Regions from separate parts of the Homo sapiens genome. Here all the other regions are linked to region 1. Evidence: chromatin loops called from intact Hi-C (ENCODE). Cell type or tissue: endothelial cell of umbilical vein. All regions are shown on one strand.

Region 1 (8,000 bases):
CATCTGCCAACCCCTTTCCCAGCTGAATGAAGACTTCACACTTTCACCTCCAATTGTTGGAAAAATTATGAGAGGATGTCCAGCCCTATTTTTTAGAACTGGACTAGGTTGCTTCCATTATTATCACCAGGGCCTTGGGTCCAACTACACTGAGTGCCTTATAGAAATTATGAAATATGCCACTCTGCTACTGTCGTGATTTCAAATGTGATGAGAATATTTGAAAAGCATTAACGTCTTGCCCTGTAAGAAGGAGACAGTGGAAAGGAAAATTAAACTTGAGAAGCAGCAGGCAATTTCCAACTGTCATTATCCAAAATAATCCAGCAGTTTGGAGTATACTACAAAGGCTTGTACTCGGAAAATGGGGGGAAAAAACATAATATGTTAAAGCAATAGTATTTACTGCCACAAAAGAAAAATCTCATTGGCCAAACTGAAAAAACATTTGTTTCTAACTCTTGTTAAATCTTACATAGGTCAGGTTGTCCTACTCCATCTTGTAGGCTCTGCCATCTAGAATCTGTAGCCTGCAAGACCATCTCACAAGAGAATCGAATGATGCAGAATACACTCCAGCTACCATCTTAGTACTTGTTTCTGTTCACTTTTTGCTGGCCAGCAACAGTCACATGGCCATAGCTAACTGCAAGGAAGGCTGGGAAATATAGAGGAGGACACAGATGCTTGGTGGTCACCTACTGCCTTCAGCACACATTGAAATAACTAGGGACAAGATGATTGACAACGGCTCGTTAATTGATTCATTCAATGAGTTTTGTTTTGGGTTTTTTTGAGGATGTATTTTGTGTCAGACCCTGTTCTAGACACCAGGGATTTAGCACAATGTTCCAGAACACAATGGACATGGTTCAGACCATTGTGAAGCTTTCAGCCTAACGTGGGAGAAAGACATCAAACACGTACTTATGCCATTAATTAACATCATGCAGAGTGTTAAATTGGAAGCAAACATTTTTATGCACTGTGGATGATGGCCATTTGTCCACACTTTTCCAGGAAATTTTGCTTTTAAGTGGTGTGTGCTATTTTCAGACTGTAGGTTCTGTTTCTACTAAATTTCTATTTCTATTGTCTCCTTAATTATAAGAGAGAAACTAAAGCACAGCATAGAGACAGAAAGCCATCTCACCTGAACTGTGCCAATGGCATCCTCCCTGGCTTTACCACTTCCCTCACACTCCATCCCTCACAGCCTATTTGCCACACTGCAGTATATTTTGGTCTTTGTAAATGGGAAATCGGGGCATGTTATCTGCTCAAACCCCTGCAATTACTCTCCATTTTACTCAGTAAAAATCTGAAGTCATCCCAATGGGGCTCTGCCAGCCCCACATTATCCGGCCCCCGCCTGCTCCTTAGACATCATGCTCCCTGCCTCGCTCACTCATTCTGCCTCTGCCACCTACATCTCCATGCTGCTCTTCAAATGCACCACTCACATGCTTGCCAAGGGGCCTTTGCTCTGCCCAGAACTCTTTTTCTCCAGATATCCATATGGTTCATTTCTTCCCTTCCTGAAAGTCTCAACTGACATACACATCACCCTATTAAAGAGGCCTTTAAGATGCATATTCCCCCTTTGAAAGAGTCCCCTCTTCTCTACCCTTGTCACCCCCTTTGTTTCTTCTTTCAAGCTGCTGGTACTTCCTGCAAATTCTGATCCTGACATGTTTCCTCCCTTTCTCCCTCCCTCCCTCCCTCCCTCTTTTTTCTTTCTTTCTTCCTTTTTTTTCTCTCTCTCTCTTTTTATAACAGCTTTATATTTATATAATTCATCTACTATAAAAGTCACCCATTTTAAAAGCACACAGTTCAATGGTATCTTAGTATATTCACAGTTGTGCACACATCACCACAATCAATTATAGAACATTTTTGTCCCCTCAGAAAGAAACCCTGTCCCCTATAGCTATTACTCTCAAATTCACTCCAGCCTTAAGCTCAGGCCTAAGCTACCACTAATCTACACTATATCTCCATATATTTGCTTATTCTGTACATCTCATATACATGAAATCATATAATATATGGCGTTTTGTGACTGGTTCCTTTCACTTAGCATAATGTTTTCAAGGTTCATCCACACAGTAGCATATATCAGTACTTCATTTTTTTCATGCATTAATAATATTCCATTGTGTGGATACACCACATTTTGTTTATTCATCAATTGATGGACATTTGGGTTGTTTCCTTCTTTTGGCTATTACGGATAATATTGCTGTAAATATTTATGTACAAGTTTTTGTGTGGACATGTTTTCATTTCTCTTGGGTATATACCTAGGAGAATTGCTGTGCCAAACGTAACTAGGTTTAAACACTTGAAGAACTGCCAAACTGTTTTCCGAAGTGGCTTCATCATTTTGTATTCACACTAGTAATGTCTGATTACTAATGTCTGTTTAACGTTTTTTCCAGTTTTTCCACATCCTAGTCAACTCTTGTTATCTGACTTTTAAATTATAAATATCCTGGTGGGAGTGAAGTGGCATATCATTGTGATTTCAATTTGCATTTCCCCAATGGCTAATGATACTGAACCTCTTTTCATGTGTTTATTTGTACATCTTTCTTGAAGAAATGCCTATTCAAATCTGTTGCTCATTTTAAATTGGAATATTTGTCTTTTTCTTAGTCAGTTGCAAGAGTTCTTTTCATATTCTAGATTTAAGTTCCTTATCAGATATATGATTTGTAAATATTTTCTTCCCTTCTTTAGGGATGTCTTTTCACTCTCTTGATGTTCTTGAAGGCCCACAAGTTTTTCACTTTAGTGAAGAACATTTTAAGTATATTTTCTTTTGTTGCTTGTGCTTTTAATGTTATATCAAGGAATCCATTGCCAAATTCAAGGTCAAGAAGATTTACCCCTGGGTTTTCTTCTAAAAGTTTTATATTTTGGCTCTCACATACAAGCCTTTGATCCATTTTGAGTCAATTTTCATACGTAGTGAGAGGTAAAGATCCAAATCCATTCACTTGCATATGGCTATCCAGGTGACCTGTAAGTTTATACTATGCAAGTATCACACTATCTTGATTACTGTTGCTTAATAGTAACTTTTAAAATCAGAAAGTGTAGGCCAGGCATGATAGCTCACGCCTGTAATCCCAGCACTTTGGGAGGCCAAGGCGGGTGGATCACTTGAGGTCAGGAGTTCAAGACCTGGCCAACATGGTGAAACTCTGTCTCTACTAAAAATACAAAAATTAACTGTGTGTGGTGGTGCATGCAAATCCCAGCTACTTGGGAGGTTAAGGCAGGAAAATCACTTGATCCCAGGAGGCGGAGGTTGCAGTGAGCCGTGATCGCACCATTGCACTCCAGCCTGGGCGACAGAGTGGGACTCCATCTCCAAATCAAATCAAATCAGAAAGTGTGAGTCTTCCAACTTTGTTCTTGTTTTTCAAGATTATTTTATTTATTTGGGGGTCCCTTTCAATTCCATATATACATTTTAGGATTATCTTGTAAATTTTGACAAAGGAGCCAACTGGGATTCTGATAGGGTTTGAGTCTGTAGATCAGTTTAAGGAGTGTTGCCATCTTAACAATGAATCTTCTGATTCATGAACATGGAATATCTTTTTATTTATCTAGCCCTTTGTTAATTTCTTTCAACAATATTATGCAGTTTTTGGAGTACATATTTTGCAATTCTTTTGTTAAATTTATTCCTAAGTATTTTATTCTATTTGATGCTGTTATAAATACAATTATTTTCTTATTTTTTTCATACTGTTCATTGCAAGTATATAAAAATATATTGAGTTTTGTATATTGATCTTGTATCTTGCAACGTTGTCAAACCACTTATTTGTTCAAATGGTGTTTTAGTGGATTCTTTAGAATCTTCTACATACAAAATTATGTCATCTCAAACCTTTCTTTACAATATGATGTCTTTTACTTCATTTTCTTACTGCTGTCATTCTTCACCTTTCTTATCCCACTTTATTTTTCTTAGTCTTTACCATTACCAATTCTATTGGCTATTTATCTATCTATAACTGCTCTCACCACTAAGTAAGCTCCCTGAACACTAGTGCTTTCTCCACTCTGTTCACTGCCTTCTCAGGTTCTAGAACAAAGTCTGGAACATAATTGGTGCTCAAAAAATATTTAGGTTCTTCGTTAGCTTTCAGCATGAATCCCTCGGCTCTGCCTGGAGTTGAGGTCAGACTCAGTCAGAGCAGTTCAGGGCATTAGGGCCACTGCTCTAGGATATATACTTTTTCAGAAATCAGTTCAAGGCATTGTTACTAACAAACAACAAACGACAGCAACAAAACTTCTTTCCAACTGTAATTACTCACAGCGAGTCAGCTTGCATCTGAGGCTTTAAAATGGAAGTCTACAAGATCCCTTATTGTTTCTTTGACCTTCAAGATTGTATGTTTTGCCATCACCTGACAATCTAGGGCAGAGGGACCCCTTGTGGCCACGAAGTAATGGCAGGAGCTAAGAGGCCTTTGGATTTTTTTTTTTTTTTTTTTTTTGAGACAACCTCTCACTATATTGCCCAGGCTGGCCTTGAACTCCTGGGCTCAAGGGATCCTCCTACCTCAGTCTCCCAAGTAGCTGAGATTACAGGTGCACACAACAGCACTCAGCTACGGCCACTACACTGGACAGAAACCATCTGCACAAAGACCTGTCCACATGCCATCCCACCATCTTTCCTGCCAACCAACCTCTTCTTTGCCAGTGTTTCTGTTGTTTCACCTGAATCATCCTTGTCGCTCTAACAAAAGGCCGTTAATCAAAGCGATAGAGAGGGATGGGAGAGGCTTTCTGTAAGGCTAAAAATAAGCAAGGAAGAACTAGTCTGGAACAAAGAGTGAGTGGTTTGGGCTCTGTGACACAAAGTAAGACCTTCAGAATCCAGGCAGGTAGCCAGTGGCCACCCAGCAGATGGGCTATTGGTAAATCTGCAGCCTTCTTCTCTCACCCACCCAAGTCAGGGAAACTGAGGAGAAGGACATCATAGGGATTCTTTTGGCTGTATCCTCATTATGAAAAGAAATGAGTCATTATAGGTAACTAAACAAAGTCAAAATTATTTTGCAAAGTATGGGGGAGATTTTCAGACATTTAGGGTGTGGTAAAGAATTGTTCTCACAAAAAGTCATCCCAGGTTTTCATTTGACCCAGAGTAAGTTCAGGAAAATTAAGTGCAATTCCCATGCCAAATATAAGAAAAAAGAAAGAGAAATCCAAAGTACTCCTAAAGAAACAGAAGAAAACAAGAATTGATTGAGTACAGGTAAGGCCTTTTAGTTTTTGCATGTTGTGAGGTTTTGTCTATTTTACAGATGCCTTGGGAATAGAATTATAGAATAAAATGTTGGGATCTTGAAAACTTTTAATTGAAAATATCTGATGAGCTATCATGTCTAAAATATCAAGCTCAAATTTTATGATTAAGAGATCTAAAATAATAGCTAATGCATATAATGCTTACTATGTGCCAGGTATTGTTCATTCAGCAATTCTTCCATCAACCCTTAGAGGCAGGTAGTATTATTAATCCCATTTTTCAGATGAGGAAGTTGAAGCAAGTGATGTTATAAGCAAGTTTTCCAAGGCCCCACAGCTAGTCTGTGAAAGCCTAGATTTGGAAGTAGGTCATCTAATCCCAGGGTCCAAGCTACCACTGAAATTTATCACATATGTCATTATAGTTTATCATGAGTATTCTACCCAATCTAAAAAGTGTTATTATGGAACTATATCCACGTTCAGATAGAAAAATTTCAACCGAACAAATGTTTCAGTTTATTGGCTGCTGAGAATTTACCCACAAGATACACTTGTACATAGGTCAAGATGTATGGACCAAATATGTTTACTATAGGATTTTTTTTTCTTTTCAGTAGCAGCCGAGATCTCAAGATGGTCTAAGTATCCACTAATAAAGAATTGGTTAAGTAAATTATGGCCTATTTATAAAAATGGAGTATTCTGTAGTCATTGCAAAGAACAAGAAAGATTGGTCTATGGTGATGTCAAAGCTTTGGAAGATGTAAGGAAATTTATTTGTATGAATAATAAAAATGTGCATATAATTTTCTGAAATAATATAGAAAAACATAACTGGGGTTAATATTGGGGTTAAGAGAGAAAACATGACAACGTGAATATACTTAACTCTACTGAATGGTACACTTAAAAATGGTCCAGATGGTAAATTTTATATGTATTTTACCACAATAAATAATAAAAGATAAAGGAGAAGAGACATTTACTGCTCATTTCTCACCTTTCTACTGTATTTTATATATGTATATATTACTTTTGTTTTCACAAATATTCAATAAAAATAAACAAAATGCATAAAACAATGTTGTGAGTGGTCAGGCTGCATTACACTAATTTATTTGCATCCAGCTGTATTTTTATTATGGTCCTATCTGAAGAGCTTTAAGAGTTAACAAAATTAAACTTATGTGTGATTTCTGGTGACTTTTGATCAAATGAAAGTTTCTAAATAAATAGCCTAGCTCCCTAAAAACTTCACATCCTGTCAAAGAAGATAATTTTATTAAATGTGGACTATATAAAAACATCAGATTTAGCACCCACCTGGCATATTTTCTTGGAATTTATTTCAGATAATTTTGTTTTGAAGAACAGGTAGTTCCTCTGTAATTTCAGACTGTCCTTCTGAGAACACATTATCCTGGTGTCTTCTCTTCTTGACTACGCAATTTCTTTGTAACCTTTTATGGCTTTTGTTTTGTCTCTGCCTACGCCTTCCAAAAGTGAGCCAGAATATAAAAATACACAGAAAGTATGCCAAATATTATGAATTCTATGTTTTGAGGTTAAAGATAAAACATAGGCAAGTATCTAAGAGAGAACATTACCATTTATTAGTTTTCCTTTGATCATCCTTATCTTTACATGAAAATTTTGACTAAGCCCGAGTCTATAAGATTTCGCCCCTGCCTTACAGGTTTTAAGATCCCATGGATAAAGGTATTTCGACTTCTGGAAGGGACTATGATCAGATTTCCCCATAGTCTATAGCGGCCAGGCAGGTAAGTAAACAATGACATTGGCCAGGTGAGGAATGGAAACCTGGGGAGAGTATGTCCCATCTAAAGAGAGTGGATGGCTCTCAACTCCAGCCCATGGTTGTCCTATGGGACCCAATGTGGCAAGAACATCTCTTCCAATTTTTCAAAAGAAGCTGGAAATCTAGATTTTTATGTAAATGATTCCAATTGTTTAATGTTCACAATTAATTCAAAAAATTTGAAAGCACTGTGGGGCCAAGAAAAGCATGTCTCTTGGCTGAACTGAGATGTGACTTTGAATGGAATCCAACTCTCTTAATTTTACCGAAGAGGTGGCCAAGCGCAGAGGGAAGTGAAGTTACTCACTAACGTTCCAGGGCTGGTTTGGGGGAGGAACTGGGACCAGATACCATTCCCCTTGCAGCCCCATCCTCTTTCCTCAGCTTTTTAGTCCATCTAATGAAGCAGCAGACTAATTTAAGACAAGCATATGACGAACCTCCCATTCCCACACATGTGTCAGTAAGCCTTCAACCTGATGGGCTGGACCTTAACCACAAACAGAAGACCCAGCTGACAAACTACACCCACACTCCACTTAATTCAGGCTGGATCCCAGCTCTTGACCTTTTTTTGGGTGGATATGGGAAAGGAAAAGTTGGAAATTTTACCCTCGGTCTGTGGGAGGAATGGGAAAGTTTGCACTTTCTGGTAGAAATTTTTTAAAACCACTAATTATAAATGTGGCATTGCTTGGTAAGATCTTTTTCTCGGCTTCCCAGAAAACAGATACAGGGCCTCCATCCCCGGCTCCATGGCTACTTTACAGTAAGAGGCTTTGCCAGGAACTTGCGTTTTTCATGTAGTGACAGGAAATGAACCTGTTGGCTAAGAGTATTAACTCTGGAGCAAGATGGCCTGGGTTCAAATCCACACTCTGAAATTTATCAG
Region 2 (8,000 bases), 200 kb before region 1:
ATGATTACTTGACACATAACAGGGAAGTATCTTTCCAAACTCAAAAAATGAAAAGATTATCATTCTCAAACATGCCAATGGACTTACAAAAATGGTGCAGTATACACCTGGCCCTAACCACTGAATGCCCCCCAAACTGCCATGACCACCTTGGAGATCCATGATAGGCCTCAGTGGACCAGTAAACGCCCAGGTGGCAAGATGTGGCTTCAGGCACCACCAGGCTCAGGATGACCTTGGGAGGACTGGACCAAAGCAGGACTTGCTTCTCTGGACTCCAGGGATGAATACAGAACAGTAAATGTGATCATGGATAAGGTTTTCAGAAAATAGGAACTAATTCAATCCAAAGTAATTTTTTCCCATCTAGTCAGAATTTTCTGAATGGCAGCCTCTGTTATGGTTTAAATGTGTCCCCTTCAAAATTCAAGTATTGTCAATGTGATCATATTAACAGGCAGGGCCTTTAAAAGGTGATGAAGCCATGATGGCTCCTTCCTAGTCAATGGGATTAAGGTCCTTATAAAAGAGGTTTCACACAGCATTCAGCTAGCATGCCCTTCTGTCTCCCACCACGTGAGGAGCCACTCAGAAGACCTTCACCAGATACTGAGCCTTGATTTTGGACTTCTCAGCCTCCAGAACTGTGAGAAAATAAATTTCAGTTTTTATAAATTGCACAGGCTGTGATATTCTGTTTCAACAACACAAAATGGACTAAAACAGCCTCTTAAAGCTCAACGTCCCTGGTGGGTGGTCAGCCTTGTGCTGTTTGGCCCTGCAAAGCCAGTTAGTTCACTAATGCCATGAATGGGACAGAAAGTAAGATCAAGATGCCCTTGGGAATTTGTAAGCTTTGGTGCTTTTTTCTGCACTCTTGAGAGAAACACCTCTCTGAGTTAACAATATAATCTCTCTTTTTAACACTTTAAAATAATTATTACTGTGCGGGTGAAGAATTTTAGTTTGATTCTAAAACATCGGGATTTGAGACTTCTCAACTGAAATCCAGAGGTAAGTTTTTCCTTTACTAAAGCTTCCAAGTACAGAAAAATGTTACAAAGTTGAACTAATGGAAGAGGCACCATTTATAAAGTTATTGTTGGAAAATACAACGTACTTTTAAATACTTGAACATAATATAAGTCACAAATTTACACTGAAATACTGAAAGATTATTGCTGTAGAGGTCTTTGGCCAGCTGTGCGCTACAATTAAACCCAGCTCCCCTTTCCATCTCACATGGGGAGAGCATTGTGGCTGCAGTCCACTGTGGGGAGGACAGAGAGCTGGTGCCTATCCAGGGGCCGAGGTCTGCCATATCATTAAGAGCTGTGGTCGTCCTCCCTTCCAGCAAGGTCACTATGAAAACACTTTCTAAATAACAAACCGTTTCCAGAGTAACTTGTCCTAGGTTTCTTATGAAACTTCATTTCCACTACCACATCTTCCACTACGCAAATTATAGGGGGGAAAAAACCCTATATAAAAGAAAGTTGTAGAAAGAACTTGACATGCGCTTGATAAAAAGCACTACTCAACTGTTAACAAACATACAGAGGAGCATATTTGGGTGCTGCCACACACAGGACCCCGCTGCAGGCATGATGTGGAAGGCCAGGACTTGAAATCATGTAAAATATTGTTAAGCTTTCTAGGCACCTCAACTCGTATTAGAGAATGTAAGGAAACATGGATAGAAGAGGAGTGAGGGCCAGATTGGATAAGATATAAACTTCTACACTGCAGAGTTTGAATTTAATCACAAACCCTTGACAATTTTAAGCAGAGGTGTTATGAACAAAGTAAAATTTCAGAACCATGAACAAGCATCAGTGTGAAGGAAGAAATGGGAGATGGCACAAAAGTGGGAACAGGAAGCAGGTGGGGGCCACTGCTATATGAGAGACATGAGAGGCAGCAGAGGGGCTGGGAAAGAAAGGATGACATGAACACATTACATGGAGGAGGACTCCAAGGCTGATTTGCTGTGGGCACAGAAGGAAGAGCCAAGATAAGAGAGAAAACTGGTCAGGATAAGAAAAATTGTAACACACCTTACAATTATAGAGTGCTTTACGGTTTACAACTAAACATGTTACACACCCCACAGTTACAGAGTGCTTTACAGTTTACAAGTAAACATGTTACACACCCCACAGTTATAGAGTGCTTTACGGTTCCTTTAAGTATGTTAACGTATTTAGGATGTGAACTTCCAGCTTAGTTGAATTGAACTGGTGGTTACAATAGGGAAGTCTAAGAACCTCGAGTACAACCGGAAATTATGTGACAGCTTGCTTCTGGCACTGGATAATTGAAAATTTTCTCCACAGAGGTAGTGGCTGAGATGAAAGAATGTCTACATTTCTGAGGGAGAAATTTTAAAGATGAATGAATGTTGCATGATGCTCCAGAATCACTGGAATAAGCAGAGAGAATAATAACTAGTATGACAGGTGCAAGAGTGGTCCGAGGGCAGGAAAAGAACAAGGATGCTAAACATTTACAGGCGTGTACAGAGAGAGGTGCTGGGAGAGTGAGTCCACAGTATTGGAAGCTGCGGATCTGGTCATTTGGTGATCTTGAGTAACTGTGGAGAATATACAGTAAGTCTTCTCTTAACATGGACAGCTTCTTGGAAACTGCGACTTTCAGTGAACAAGGTACAATGAAACCAATTTTACCCTAGGCTAACTGATATAAACAAGGGTTAAGTTTCCACAGCGTATTTCTGGTCACAAAAACGTCATCAAACTTCTCAATAAAGATCAAAACACTTCTAATTTTAAATGCTGAAATAAATGTGAACTATACATACATTTAAGAAAGATTAATGAAAACAAGTAAGATCATTATTTACTCAATTTGTGGTGAATTCGTGACAGTAGTCATAGTGGTGGTGTATTAAATCAACAAATGTTTGCAAAATGAAAATTTTCAGAGGAACCTCCTACTACCACACAGCTCAAAAACAGTTAACAAATATTGCCGTGCATTTGGATGAATGTCAAATACCTGATAATTTTTTTTATTTCCCAATAACTTATATTCATTCATTCATTTATTTATTCATTTTCCAACCCACTTATTCCAATCCACTTATCAAAGGTGGCCAGAGCCTATCCCAGCAGGTCAGGGTAAAAGGGGGAACCCACCCTGGACAGGATGCCATCCCATCGCAGGGCACACTCACACACACATCCACACTCACTCACACTGAAACCCTGAAGATTGTCCAACTCATCTGAAGCTCACATCTTTGCTATGTGGGAGGAAACTGGTGTACCTGGTGTACCTGGAGGAAACCTACACAGATGTGGGGAGAACCTGCAAACTCCATACAAGTGGCCCCAGCTGGGAATCAATTATTTTTTCCTCTTCAGTGTTATAATGAAATGATGCTGAACAAAATGACATTATTCAAGGATCGGCTGTAACTGCAGTATGACAGTTCTGCAATCCTAAAACTCACCTCACTATACAAAATTGTGCAATAAAAACCACAGGGCTTATAAGGAAAGTGGGTTAGGGGCACAACACTAAAAAATTTTGCAGTGACACATAAAAAAAGACATCAAATAAAAACAATATCACAGTTCTGCATATGTTAAATGGTTAAAGAATGAAAAAATACTACAATAAACATGGCACTTAACCTTGAAAAAGACCTGAAGGTTGCTGGTGGAAGTGGGTGTTGGAGGAGTTGCAGCTTGTGAGTCACTGTGAAGTGGTGGAAGGAGGGTGATCTGAAATCTAACGGAAAATTGTAACACAAGATGTAGAGGGTGTAGCTCATAACACATTTTGTGAATTGAAGAATATGGTGGATGTTTGAGGGGTGTGTGTGTAATTTCAGTTCACACAAACTTGTGCACACGCAAATGCAAAATTTTTGGTATGCTCAAATTGTTACCTAACATATAAACTGCATTCAAGCAAGTTTGAATTTTCAAAACAAGTATTTGTAGTAGAACTTACTATAGAAGGGAGAATACTTCAAAATATTTCCAAAAAATTTGTTTACAAAATTCTTCTATGGAATTTTATTTGAAGTCTAAGTTAAATTCTCAGTTTCTGCCACGTTCAAAGCATGGTTTTGGCGTCATATAAGTCTGCCTGAACACTGTATTCAACTATTTTAATGATCATTTCTTGCCAGAGAACAGATGCCAAATGCTATATAAATCTGGAATGAATTATGAATTAAGAGTGACCCAGGGTCCACATGTAGGAAGCTAGCTATTCTCAACTTTTTCCAATATACTCTAACTTTTCATAAAGCTCACTTCAGAGCTAGGGTAGTACCTAAGGGATCAATGTGTCTTTCCTGTTACATAACTTTTATCTAAACCCTGATACGGTCTGAACCTCTTATGTACTACATTTCAGATAAAATCCTATAAAATAACATCCCATCTTATCTGTAGGTAGCTAGTTGAATTTTCAAATTATAAAAAGCCTCCTCTAACACAATCAATGTCTCTATCACTTCTCAGCCTAAATTAATATATAATCATATTCACACACTTAGAAGCGGGCCATATTTCACAGGTTAAACTTTAAGTGCAGTTTCTGAATGTAATCACCATACAAACATAAGATACAGGCATATGCTTATCATATACAAGTGTAATATGGGTGTCTCCTGCATTCACTCAATAACCATTTGGATACAGCATAACATTCATGAAATAAATAGTATCATGTAGTCAAAAGAACCAGTTTATTGCCTTTGGTTCCTACTTTCCACAGGTGCTGTGTGTCCAATGCGCACTGCATGGACCTACTGTTTACAGTTGTGGGTATTTCTGAGAGGCACTTCCCACATTAGCCACTAGAAGTCCTTAGTAATACACATTTGTTAGGCTGGGAGGAGAGGAAAAAGGAGCAAAGATAAGGAAAAACAGCACAAAGAGGATAGTGGGCAAAAAATAAAAAAGCACATCTACAGGATTAAAAGAAAAAAAATCGACAAAATCACAGAGGCAGAGCTTAGGGGAATCAAAACAATGAATGCACTAGGGTGGTTTATGTCACCAAAAACTGTGCTTTTAAACCAGGTAAGAAATTTTTATTTTTATGCAGACAAGTGAGTGAGCCATAAAGTCACAACCAAACTTAGATTTAAAAGGCATTCACTACTATTTCTAGATTGAGATTTAGCATTTCCAGAAGTCTCCATGTGGTCCCCAATACATTTAAATAGACCAGAGGCAATAGTTTGAAAAGGTCGCTGGAGGGGTTCCAGTTGTACCAAAAGATTGGTTATGAAGTCAATGAATATACGTTAAATACTTATCCTACTCTAAATTTTTGGAAAATATTTAAAATTTCTAAACCTCAAATTTTAGTTTTTAACCAAAACTTTAAGTTAAGAAATATAAGTTATTTAATCTTATTTCACGAAATAAACAGAATTTCAAAAAATGGAAGGAGTTTTGAATTTGATCTTGTAGTTTCTGGTCCTGAACAATTTGATATTCATAGGAAAAGCAAAAAAAAAAAAAAAAAAAAGGTGAAAATTGAGCAACAAAACAGAACCTAAACTACCCTGCAAAGGAACTCTGCTGCAATTATAAAACTATCCAGAAAAGCTATATAATAATTTCTGCCAGTTTATGTGGTAATTTATTATGCTATGCTTTTCTATATGAAGAGCATGCACATGCATTTAAATGATAATAATCCTTTTACTTCTCTAGTTTATTATCAACCTTACATGACCAGAAGTCTTGTTAGGGGAGAACTTGGTATGCTATACATCATTTTGTACATGATTACTGTGGGAAACCTTATACAATAGTCTCACATTAAACAATCTACTTTACAGCACATGATAAATTGCTTTGCACCATGGTCACCTCAAGGATGTACACATACACAAACCCCATCCTCTCCCAGCCACTTTTCAGCTTTTCTAAGCTACATTAATGATATGTTTACACGACATCCTTATCCCATCCCAGACAGCATGAAATTTATGTGTGCCTTGTGCTCAAGTATTCTCTGCAGACATGAAAGGAGGAAGGGATGTGGGTAGGTGAAGGGATTTAGCAACTTAGAAGGAACTTTCAACAGGTACTGTGAGCAGCCAGGTGCAGTCCAGTGAGGATGTAGTCCACAGCCACTTTGCTGGCTTACTCTCTAGTAAGTGCCTGGAAAGAGGGCCTATGGCCTCACTGTCTCTCCCTTGGTCTTGGAAACATTAAAGATAGTGAGTTCAGACGCTACATCCTGAATGGAGGGTAGTGTCTCCAAAAAACTGATGAGAATGGTTCAAAACCTGCTCTGAATCATTCCCGTGGGAGGACAGGGGAACTTGAGCTGGTTAAACCCAATTATTCAGTGAGCAAGCTACTTCTGAAGAGTACATTAGGAACTTCTGGATGCTACGTTAACTCTTTCAAGTCACTAAGGACCCTTTAGTTCTGACATGCTCATTTAAAACTATTACTAAATTAATTAAATTTAAAAGGATACAATTTGAATTAAACATAGTACCACTTTTATTACTGCCTATTTACATCAAGTCTTTTCTCCAAGGGGATGAAGGTGATTTAGAAACTCCTAATTAACAGAAGGTAATTTAATCATAGTCTTACTGTAAAGTATCATTAGTTTCTCTCAAGTCTGTGATAACTAAGTATAGACGTTCGTTGAAAGAGGAAAGCAATTGAAGACTTCTCTGTAATGAAAAGCAATACTTTTTTTAAACACAGCAGAGTGTCCACAGTTCTCCAGGAATAACAGAGCTGGAAGAATGCATCTGAGCAGCTACTAGAGTATTTACTGTATAAACCCAGGTGTGGCGTTCTTCCTGATGTTGACCACATAACTCACATGTTCTGGTATCTTCCCCTTTCAGAGCAGAGAGACAACTTGCTTAGCAAGATGATGGGAGAACTTACCTTTTGCTTTTCATTTTGAACTTTAAACCTGACTTTATGAAATGGAGTAATCATGCTCTGTATAAATAACAAAGTGGGGCATGACAAATGCTGCTCTGGAATATGGAGTGATGTTAAAATAAACTCACACAAAGGTCTTCAAGCTTCAGGAGCTATATGCAACCAGCCTTTGAAAACTAATAATGACAATCATAATGACAATGATTTATTGAGTATTTATTATGTTCTAGGCTATTTACAGGTACATAGTCTTATAATCCTTTGAGGTTGTGATCTAATGCCCATTGTAGAGTTTAAAAAATAGGTTTGGGCTGGGCACAGTGGCTCACACCTGTAATCCCAGCACTTTAGGAGGTTGAGGTTGGAGGATCGCTTAAGGCCAGGAGTTCAAGACCAGCCTGGGTAACATAGCGAGACCCCATTTCTTAAAAAAATGAGAGAAACAGCCTTGCCCCCAGTCACACAAGCAAGCACTAGTGCAGGAGCTAGCTCATTAGCAGGGGCTCATCTGCTTCCTAGGGTGCAGTCTTGTGCATAGGTGTTCACACTCCATGCATACATACCTGGGTGGTCTGTGAATATACCACTGTTCTTATTAAGATGTGTCCTTTGCAAAACATGCCAGGGAATATCTTCTGTTGCCCTGGGAGCCAGCTCATGGTGGCAGGTGAGATAAGGATGAAGACAAGGATTTCCCAAGGTGGAGCTAGAGCTGGTGGATGCTGTGTGTGGTTGAGGGGAAGGGGAGCCAAGGCTTTCTTCCCTGGGAGATGTGTTTTGGCTCACTCACCAGGGTCAGTAGGTGTTGGAGAGTGGGGGCCTGTAGCAGTTGGGGGAAAGTGGCTCTCTGGCTTTCAAGAATTTCTCTGCTCAGCTCAAACGGACCCTATCCCTACCCAAGGCTTCCCTTTTCTGGTGTGACCCCAGTCCATGTGCTAACATCATTGTACACCACAGCCTCTGACTATTAGCTCATGTAACAATTGATTTATGAGCATGCTTGGGAAAAAAATCATAAAACACTGTACACATATGAGGGATGTTCCCACCTCAGGCAGCTTAACTGAACCAGGTTTCTCTCCTATCATA
Region 3 (8,000 bases), 230 kb after region 1:
CCTCCGCCCCGCCAGCCTCATTTCTGGCGCGCTCTCCCCGTGGCTCCGCAAGATGGCGGCGGGCCTGCTGAGGGACTTGCCTTCTTAAACTTCGAGGGCCGGAGCTTCCTTAGGAAGTGGTTCCCTCCTGGTCCCTGTACTTGGTGGGGTGGGCGGGGTTCGTGGGGGCCTCAGCGTGGGGTGTGGGGCGTCCTGAAGGCATGGCCCTGTAGCTGAGGGGGCTGGGCCGGAAGTGCCTCTGGTCCCCTCGCGCCTGTCAGCTGCGGGGGACTTGCTGATGGCGGCTCCCTCGTGTGGCGGCGACAGAAAAGCTCGCCTGACGCCATCTTTGCCGCACGAGGTTGGTTTCAGCAGTTACCATTAAGAATTTTAGAATTTTTAAATTCTGGGTACGGTTTTTTCCCTCTCGATAAACCAGGATCCTTTGACAAAATGTCCATTTGGTAGATAGCGTTGGGTGTGCGTTTTTGTGAGTTTGGTAAATGCCTAGCGTTGCTTCAGCGCCACCACAAGATGCAGCTCTGAACACGCAGACCAACCACTGAGTCACGAACGCGCGTATTACATGCTGTGTGTGTGTCTGCATTGATAATTCTCAGTCTCTTCAGGGAGGAAATTTATACACAGTTTATATTACCATGTATAAACATTAAAATAAAAATAAACACCTATTATGTGTAATTGTGCAACATATAGTTATCCATGCTAATAAAAAGTAATCACCTTGAGTTGTAAGTAATTATTTATTATAACACTTTTCATTTTTAGAGTTAAATCCGAATTGTTTCATTGGATTATTTTTCTGATTATAAAAGTATCATATTTACTCATTTGAAAACAATCGCTGTAAGAAAATAGCAATCCATCTTAATCCCAACACTTATAACCGTTAAATTTTGGTACATGTATGACCTTCTAGATTATTTTTATGCATGTATTGCATATAGATGGGCCAACTTTTACAAGAGTTACACCGTGCTGCATAATACTATTTTACAACTTGCATCTTTCAATTGATGTGGGCATTGTTCTGAAGATAATTTTAATTTTCAGTATATGTTAAAAATTATACCATTATTTTACCGAATTCGCTTATGATGAATACTTTTTCAATATTAAAACAATACTATCATGGGCTGGGCGCGGTGGCTCACGCCTGTAATCAATCTCTTTAGGAGGCTGAGGCGGGTGGATCACTTGAGGTCAGGAGTTCGAGACCAGCCTGGCTAATACGGCGAAACCCCATCGCTACTAAAAACAGAAAAATTTGCCAGGCGTGGTGGTGCGCACTTGTAATCCCAGCTACTCGGGAGGCTGAGGCAGGAGAATCACTTGAACCTGTGAGGCAGGTTGCAGTGAGCTGAGATCATGCCACTGCACTCCAGCCTAGGCAACAAAGAGGGGAGGCTCAGTCTCAAAAAAAAAAAAATGCTATGAATATCCTTGTGTAAATATCTTGGCATGCTTGTATTATTAATTCCTTGAGATGAATTGCTGTAAGTGGAATTGCTGGGTGAAAGCGCTTTACCCCTTTGGTAACAATTTTAAGTTACACCCCTCATTAGTATAGTGATGAGTATCCTCGCCTATCAAATTATGATACATCTTTTCCAAGCTACTCTTGGTGTAAAGAATGTATCAGTATTTTCCCACTGATGGTGTGTAGAGTGATCTCTTTTCCACACCCTTTCCAATGAAAGGTATTAGGATTTTTTGAATTGTCAACCTAATAGCTGGAAAATATTTTACTATGTTGATGTGCACTTTTAAAAATCATCAATGAAGTTGATCGATCATTAGCTTTTTAAACTTCCTTTTTATTTTTATTTGTATTGATTCATAAAGACTGTATTAATGTTCACCTTTGTCATACATAGTGGAAAAAAATACATAGTAGTAATAAGGAGGTGCCCTTACCTTATTCCTAATTTCAATGGAGATGACTCTAGTATTTCACTTTAAGCTTAATGATAGGGTAGAATTAGATTGATAGAAAATAAGATGTCTCTATTTCTGTTTTACTTGGATATTTAGATAATTTAAAAATGAATGCTGTATTTTGTCAAATGCTTTTTCAGTGGTGAGTTAAAGTAACAATATCCTGTGAAGTATTCTTGCATTTCCAATATAAACTATATTCTTTATATACTGCTGGAATTTTGCATTTGTGTTGAGGGCAGGGATGGCTCATCTTGATGAGGCTTTGTTACTTATATGCTGTTAGCTTTGTAAAATGCGTTGAGAAATACTTTTTTCCTCTTTGAAAATTGAAGAAAAGTGTTTGAATTTTTTAATCTCCTCTTCTGTGTTTTCTGTCTTTATTTCTGGTGTCTGATGTGTATGTGCACCTCTCTCTGACACAAACATACACCCAAGTTATCTATTTCTTTACAAGTTGAAAAAACTCCCACGGAAACTGAGCCAGGTATCATTAGGTGTTTTTTCTCAAGATTGTTTTGTAAAAATTTAAATTTCTCTACAAGTTTGTCATGTCGTTGATTTCCAAATTTATTTCTATAGAGTTTATGCATAGCATTGTTTTATAATCTGTGGTCATAACCCATTTCTCAGGTCTCATATATCCTTTTGCTTTCTTGCCTTTTCTTGCTTAGTTTTGCCAGGATTGTTTATTGCTTGAATTTCATCCTCCCCACCCCCAACTCCCCAAGAATCTACTCTTGGATTTACTTAAAGTTTTGATTCTGATTTTCATGTCATATTTTCTTAATTTTAGCATTCTCTTTATTCGTTCCTTCCTATTGGTGTGAACGTAACTTTGATAACTACAAATTATAGCCTTTTTCCTGGTCAGTTTATATAAATCTCAGTTTGCTTTCATGTTCACATAGTAATTGAATTAGATAATACTGTGAAAGAAGCTGACATCCCAGGAGTTACATAATAATTTTTTCCAGCTTTTAGCTGTCTTTGTCACTTGGTTGTCCAAATATAACAAGGAATATGTTTGCTATAAATAACAATGAGAGTTGTGTATATGATGGTCTTGAAGCTCACCCGTTTACTATTCCAACATTTCTCATTTCAAAATTCACCAACTCACTTGAAGGTATGATTAAGAAAATTACTTCTTTAATGCAGTTTGTTTTCAGGATGCTATTGACAGTTACGATGGTACTTTCTTTAAAATTAAGCTTTTGCTTATCCTAAGCATTCATTTATATTTTTGGCCACGGTTTCACCAAAGTTTGTCTATTGATTGTGGATTTTTATATATACATTATAATTATGTATAAATACAGTAGGAATTTAACAACCCTTGCTAATCAAGCCGTGGTAAAAATGAAGTACATTGCTTACTTTGTTAGCTTTGAGCGCCACCTGCTGGCTGAGAACTAGGACATGATGGTGCCTCCTTAATTTAAGATGTTATTACGCTATTAAAGTGATCCTATGAATTTTATATTTACGATTCCAGTTAAGCAGGCAGCCAGTTTGTAAGATCCAAGCCAAAGTCAGACTTCCTAATAATATCAAATGCCTCTTTTCCTCTTTACCAAACTACTGTTGTCGCCAAGTATCCGTTTTACTCTTGTATAGGGTATGAGAATTAGAAGAGACACCAGAGATCTTTTCCAACCATTCATTTTCAAGCAAGGAAACTGAGGTCCTGAAAAGACTTACTTTACTGAACAATGGAAATCAGGTTCTTCCCAAACAATAATTTTCCTCCTCAATTCTTGTGGCACTGTCACAAGGTTTCTTAACCACACCCTATTCAAATTTTGGACCAAATAGTTCCTTGTTGTAGGAAGCTTTCTTTGCATTGTAGGATGTGCAGTAGTATTCCTGGCCTTCAGCCCATCAGATGCCAGGAATACACCTCAGTTGTGACAAGCAATCTCTAAACGTTGTTAAATGCCCCCAGGGCTCAAAAATCTTCCCCAGTTGAGAATCAATGCATTATCATGACCTCTTATAATCTGACACAGTTTTCTGCCAGATGTTACACTTCTAAATTAAAATACATCCAAACACTGTGATGCAGAGACAATACTGTATATATAGCTTGTTTATCAAAGAAAAACATATCCAAAGTTCATCCACAAATCAAGGGGGAATTGAAAAGGAGAAAAAACTACAAGAATTTCAGAATTTATTTTGTTTTGTTTTATTCTGTTTGGGATTTCTGAATGAACTGAGAAGGGATTGGTAAATTGTCTGTAGGGGGGAAATCTAATCAGGTTCCTAATAGTTCAAGATACGCAGCTTAATGTCATTTAGAAAAACAACGTAAGACATTTTTAGAAAGGAAAAACTGTAGAAATAGTTTTTAAATTTTTCTTCCACATCATTGTCATGAAATACCACTATTAAAAGAAAGAATTAGGAATTATTTACAAACCCAAAATAGCAAGTATAAGCACAAACGAATAGAGAAAAGCAATAAACTCAGCTTTAGTTGATTTGACAATTTAGATTTCATCTCTAGTAAAGCTGTGTAGAATCAGTAACTTCTAGCATCTAATTAACAAAGCAGGAACTCTACTTTCTTATTAATTCCTATAAAATTACTGTGCTTTTCAAAAAGATAACAGTTGCTTTCTTTTGTCTTGTTTTCTTTCAGACAGGTATATGTGTAATAGCTTTCTCTTTTGCAGCTTTTTGTAGTTACCTTTTGTAGTCAACAGGCACTTCACCAATGATTTTTAAATTAATGATGTTTCATAGTTTCCTGATGTTTCAATTCGTTCTTAATTAAAAGTATCTTCAAGATAAGTCAGCTAAAATAGTAAAGCCAAAAAAGAAACTTGAAAAAAAATCTGAAAATAAATTCAAATAACAGGACACTAACTTATATTGATATACCACTTTATACTTTACAAAATGAATTCACAGATGTTATCTCATTTCCTTCTCAAAGCAGTTTGCCCAGAGATACACGGCTGGCAAGTAAGTGGCTTGTAACCACTTACCTGTAAGGGACATAAACCTAGATCTCCTGACTAAATTAATTTTTGTTTCACTCTGCTATATTGCTTCTCCAACATATATATTACTTACAAATTCTACTTCAGAAAATTTTACATTAGCCTTAGAGTCTACTGCGGAAAGAATAAAGACAGTTCTGATCAAAATCCAGAAAAAATGAGTTATATGTGTGTTTCTTTATCTGAAAATAAAGATGGTATAATTTATATCTGCCTACTGTGATAATTAGAATTATCAGTGGGACTGATTTGGTGTTAGGAAGAAAAATGTTATTTCAAAAAATGATTTGAACACCCTAGCATTAGGGAAGAGGATTATAATCCTTTTTTTAGAAGGAGCTGTGACATGTGAGCAAATAATGTTTCCATGATCCATTTCCAAAGTAAAGCAGGCATACTAACACAGCGTTAAAATTGTAAAAATTCATGTTAATTTTGGTGAAAAAGGCGAAGCAGGACAAATTGGTTTAAAACTTTGAGGCTTATTTTCTTTTTGATGTGGCTTTTTGGAGTTTTTTAATATTTGTCATCCTTTTTATTAGTGTACTCAGTAAAATGAAAAGTTGTTTATGAATATAGAACAGGATGATTTTAATTTTGATTTTTACAAATCTGAACTTTCCAATTTTGGGTTTGTTTTTTTTTTAAGTAATTCACATAGTATTTTCACAAATACTAAGTATTCTTCCACAGCATTGTGCAAGACTCGGTAATGAGCAATACTGGGTTTAAGAAAGTACTGTATCCTGGCTGCGCGTGGTAGCTCACGCCTGTAATCCCAGCACTTTGGGAGGCCAAGGCGGGTGGATCACCTGAGGTCGGGAGTTCGAGACCAGCCTGGCCAACATGGAGAAACCCCATCTCTACTAAAAATACAAAATTAGCCGGGCGTGGTGTCGGGCGCATGTAATCCCAGCTACTCAGGAGGCTGAGGCAGGAGAATCGCTTGAACCTGGGAGACAGAGGTTGCAGTGAGCCGAGATCACGCCATTGCACTCCAGCCTGGGTGACAAGGGCGAGACTCTCTCAAAAAAAAAAAAAAAGTACTATATCCTTTCATTAAAATTTCATGCTGATCTACTCTGATAAGTTTAAATCCTGAGCCTGAACTAACTTAGAATGAAAGTAATTTATATAAAATATTTTATACTTAAAATACAAAAATTATATTTCACATTATGTATAGGTTTTTCCTGTGTATCTAATTATGATGTCTACTTTCCAAATTACAGTCTACTGCAAATCCTGAAACTCCAAACTCAACCATCTCCAGAGAGGCCAGCACCCAGTCCTCATCAGCTGCAACCAGCCAAGGCTATATTTTACCAGAAGGCAAAATCATGCCAAACACTGTTTTTGTTGGAGGAATTGATGTTAGGGTATTGTATTCATACCTCATTTTTACCTTGAAATGCATTATGAATAATGGGATTTGGGCCCTGTTACAAACTTAAGGTTTTTTTGTACTTCATGGAGGTTTAGAATTGGTTTTACATTTGACCCATAGGTACTAAAAATATCTTTGACAAAGAGCTACTGGTCATTTGGGGATAAATGGGGGAGAAATTGTCACATCATCGAACCTTCTTTTAGTAAAATTAAAATTTTTGAATGCTGAATTTTTACTCTTGAAGTTCAATTCTTTTCCATAGATGGATGAAACTGAGATTAGAAGCTTCTTTGCTAGATATGGTTCAGTGAAAGAAGTGAAGATAATCACTGATCGAACTGGTGTGTCCAAAGGGTGAGTAATTTTATCAAAAATATCTGAACTCTAGCCACGTATAGAGTATCAGAGAAGACTTCAAAATTGGTATTCTGACACTTAACATAAATTTGTTGCTGTGTTAATTTCTTTCATGTAGAGGATAAAAGTTTATTGCCAGCTCTTTTAATCATTTTTCTAATGTTTGTTTTTGAATATCTTCAATCTTTATTTCATACAAATGAATTAATCAGTTTTCTCAAAGAACTGTTTTCTTCATACATTGCACAGTATCTTAAATTTTAACCACCTTGTCTTAGATAGTAAGTTAAATTCAGGTTCATGGATATGAATTCTTTGTTAATCAATGAAGTTTTCACACTACCCTAATCTTAGCACATTTTGATTGACATAGTTCAGATGAAGAAAAAGCAGTATTTGTAGAGGATCTATCATGTACATCTTAAATATTTAGCATAGTATATTATTCATATTTTAGTCATGATCACTTCCGTATATAGTAGAAGTTCTGAACCATGTACTGTATGATGGTGATTTTATACTTCATTTATCTGCCTTTATAGCTATGGATTTGTTTCATTTTTTAATGACGTGGATGTGCAGAAGATAGTAGAAGTAAGTAATCTAATAGAAAAATCTCATTTGTTTAATTGATACAATGTTTAGTGTCAAGTGATATACTCAGTCTTGTGTAAAATTTGGAAGACGATACACTTTCTGGTCAAAAAAATCCAAACTTAGAGGAATCTTACATAACTTGTTAGAACCTGTTTATTTTTGACTGGGCACCTAGGTTCATGAACTACAGACAGGAAGGGTTGGAGACAGGGCAGGGTAATGAAAAGTTTTTGATCAACTTTCACTTGATGCCTCTTGACACTGATTAGAGAAATAAGGGTAAGGTAGCTTCATGATGACAAATTTTAATTTGGTGTGTAGTTATCACTGATCTTCTATGATAATAGGAATTTTAGAAGACTTTAGGTGTTCATCCAAGTCTTGGAAGTAAAGACTTGAAAATTGATTCTAGTTTTGTTACTGTTTTATTTTCAGTCACAGATAAATTTCCATGGTAAAAAGCTGAAGCTGGGCCCTGCAATCAGGAAACAAAATTTATGTGAGTACAAAAAGAAATTGTTCTTTTTAAACATAAAAGAAATTGTGTAGCTTTTCAAAGAACTAAAAATAGGCCTTTTCTTTTTGCTTTTCAAAAAGGTGCTTATCATGTGCAGCCACGTCCTTTGGTTTTTAATCATCCTCCTCCACCACAGTTTCAGAATGTCTGGACTAATCCAAACACTGAAACTTATATGCAGCCCACAACC

What was found. Hi-C counts contacts between places; a loop is a spot of excess contacts. Peaks named below come from ENCODE experiments on the same cell type or tissue, not always from the same donor. Only the 100,000 strongest peaks of a DNase experiment are listed, where the experiment ranks them.
Region 2: it touches region 1 in a loop (12-fold over the local background); 17 of 110 quality-filtered maps call a loop at or near these places.
Region 3: it touches region 1 in a loop (4-fold over the local background); 15 of 110 quality-filtered maps call a loop at or near these places.

The regions. Positions count from the first base shown.
Region 1 is chr3:16,825,425-16,833,424 of GRCh38, reverse strand. No RefSeq gene overlaps it. Among named protein-coding and RNA genes, the nearest start is that of PLCL2, 56 kb to the left of the region's middle. In endothelial cell of umbilical vein, a CTCF peak has its summit at 4,465 (motif pointing left); a DNase peak (open chromatin) is centred at 4,414; H3K27ac peaks cover 466 bases.
Region 2 is chr3:17,029,447-17,037,446 of GRCh38, reverse strand. The region is part of intron 3 of PLCL2 (phospholipase C like 2); the gene reads right to left. Among named protein-coding and RNA genes, the nearest start is that of PLCL2-AS1, 21 kb to the left of the region's middle. In endothelial cell of umbilical vein, a CTCF peak has its summit at 4,810; a DNase peak (open chromatin) is centred at 4,836.
Region 3 is chr3:16,596,780-16,604,779 of GRCh38, reverse strand. It overlaps DAZL (deleted in azoospermia like), which reads left to right. Exons shown (of 11, transcript NM_001351.4): 2 at 6,182-6,328; 3 at 6,602-6,693; 4 at 7,239-7,290; 5 at 7,729-7,792; 6 at 7,891-8,000. Among named protein-coding and RNA genes, the nearest start is that of DAZL, 4.6 kb to the left of the region's middle. In endothelial cell of umbilical vein, a CTCF peak has its summit at 3,352 (motif pointing left); a DNase peak (open chromatin) is centred at 3,329.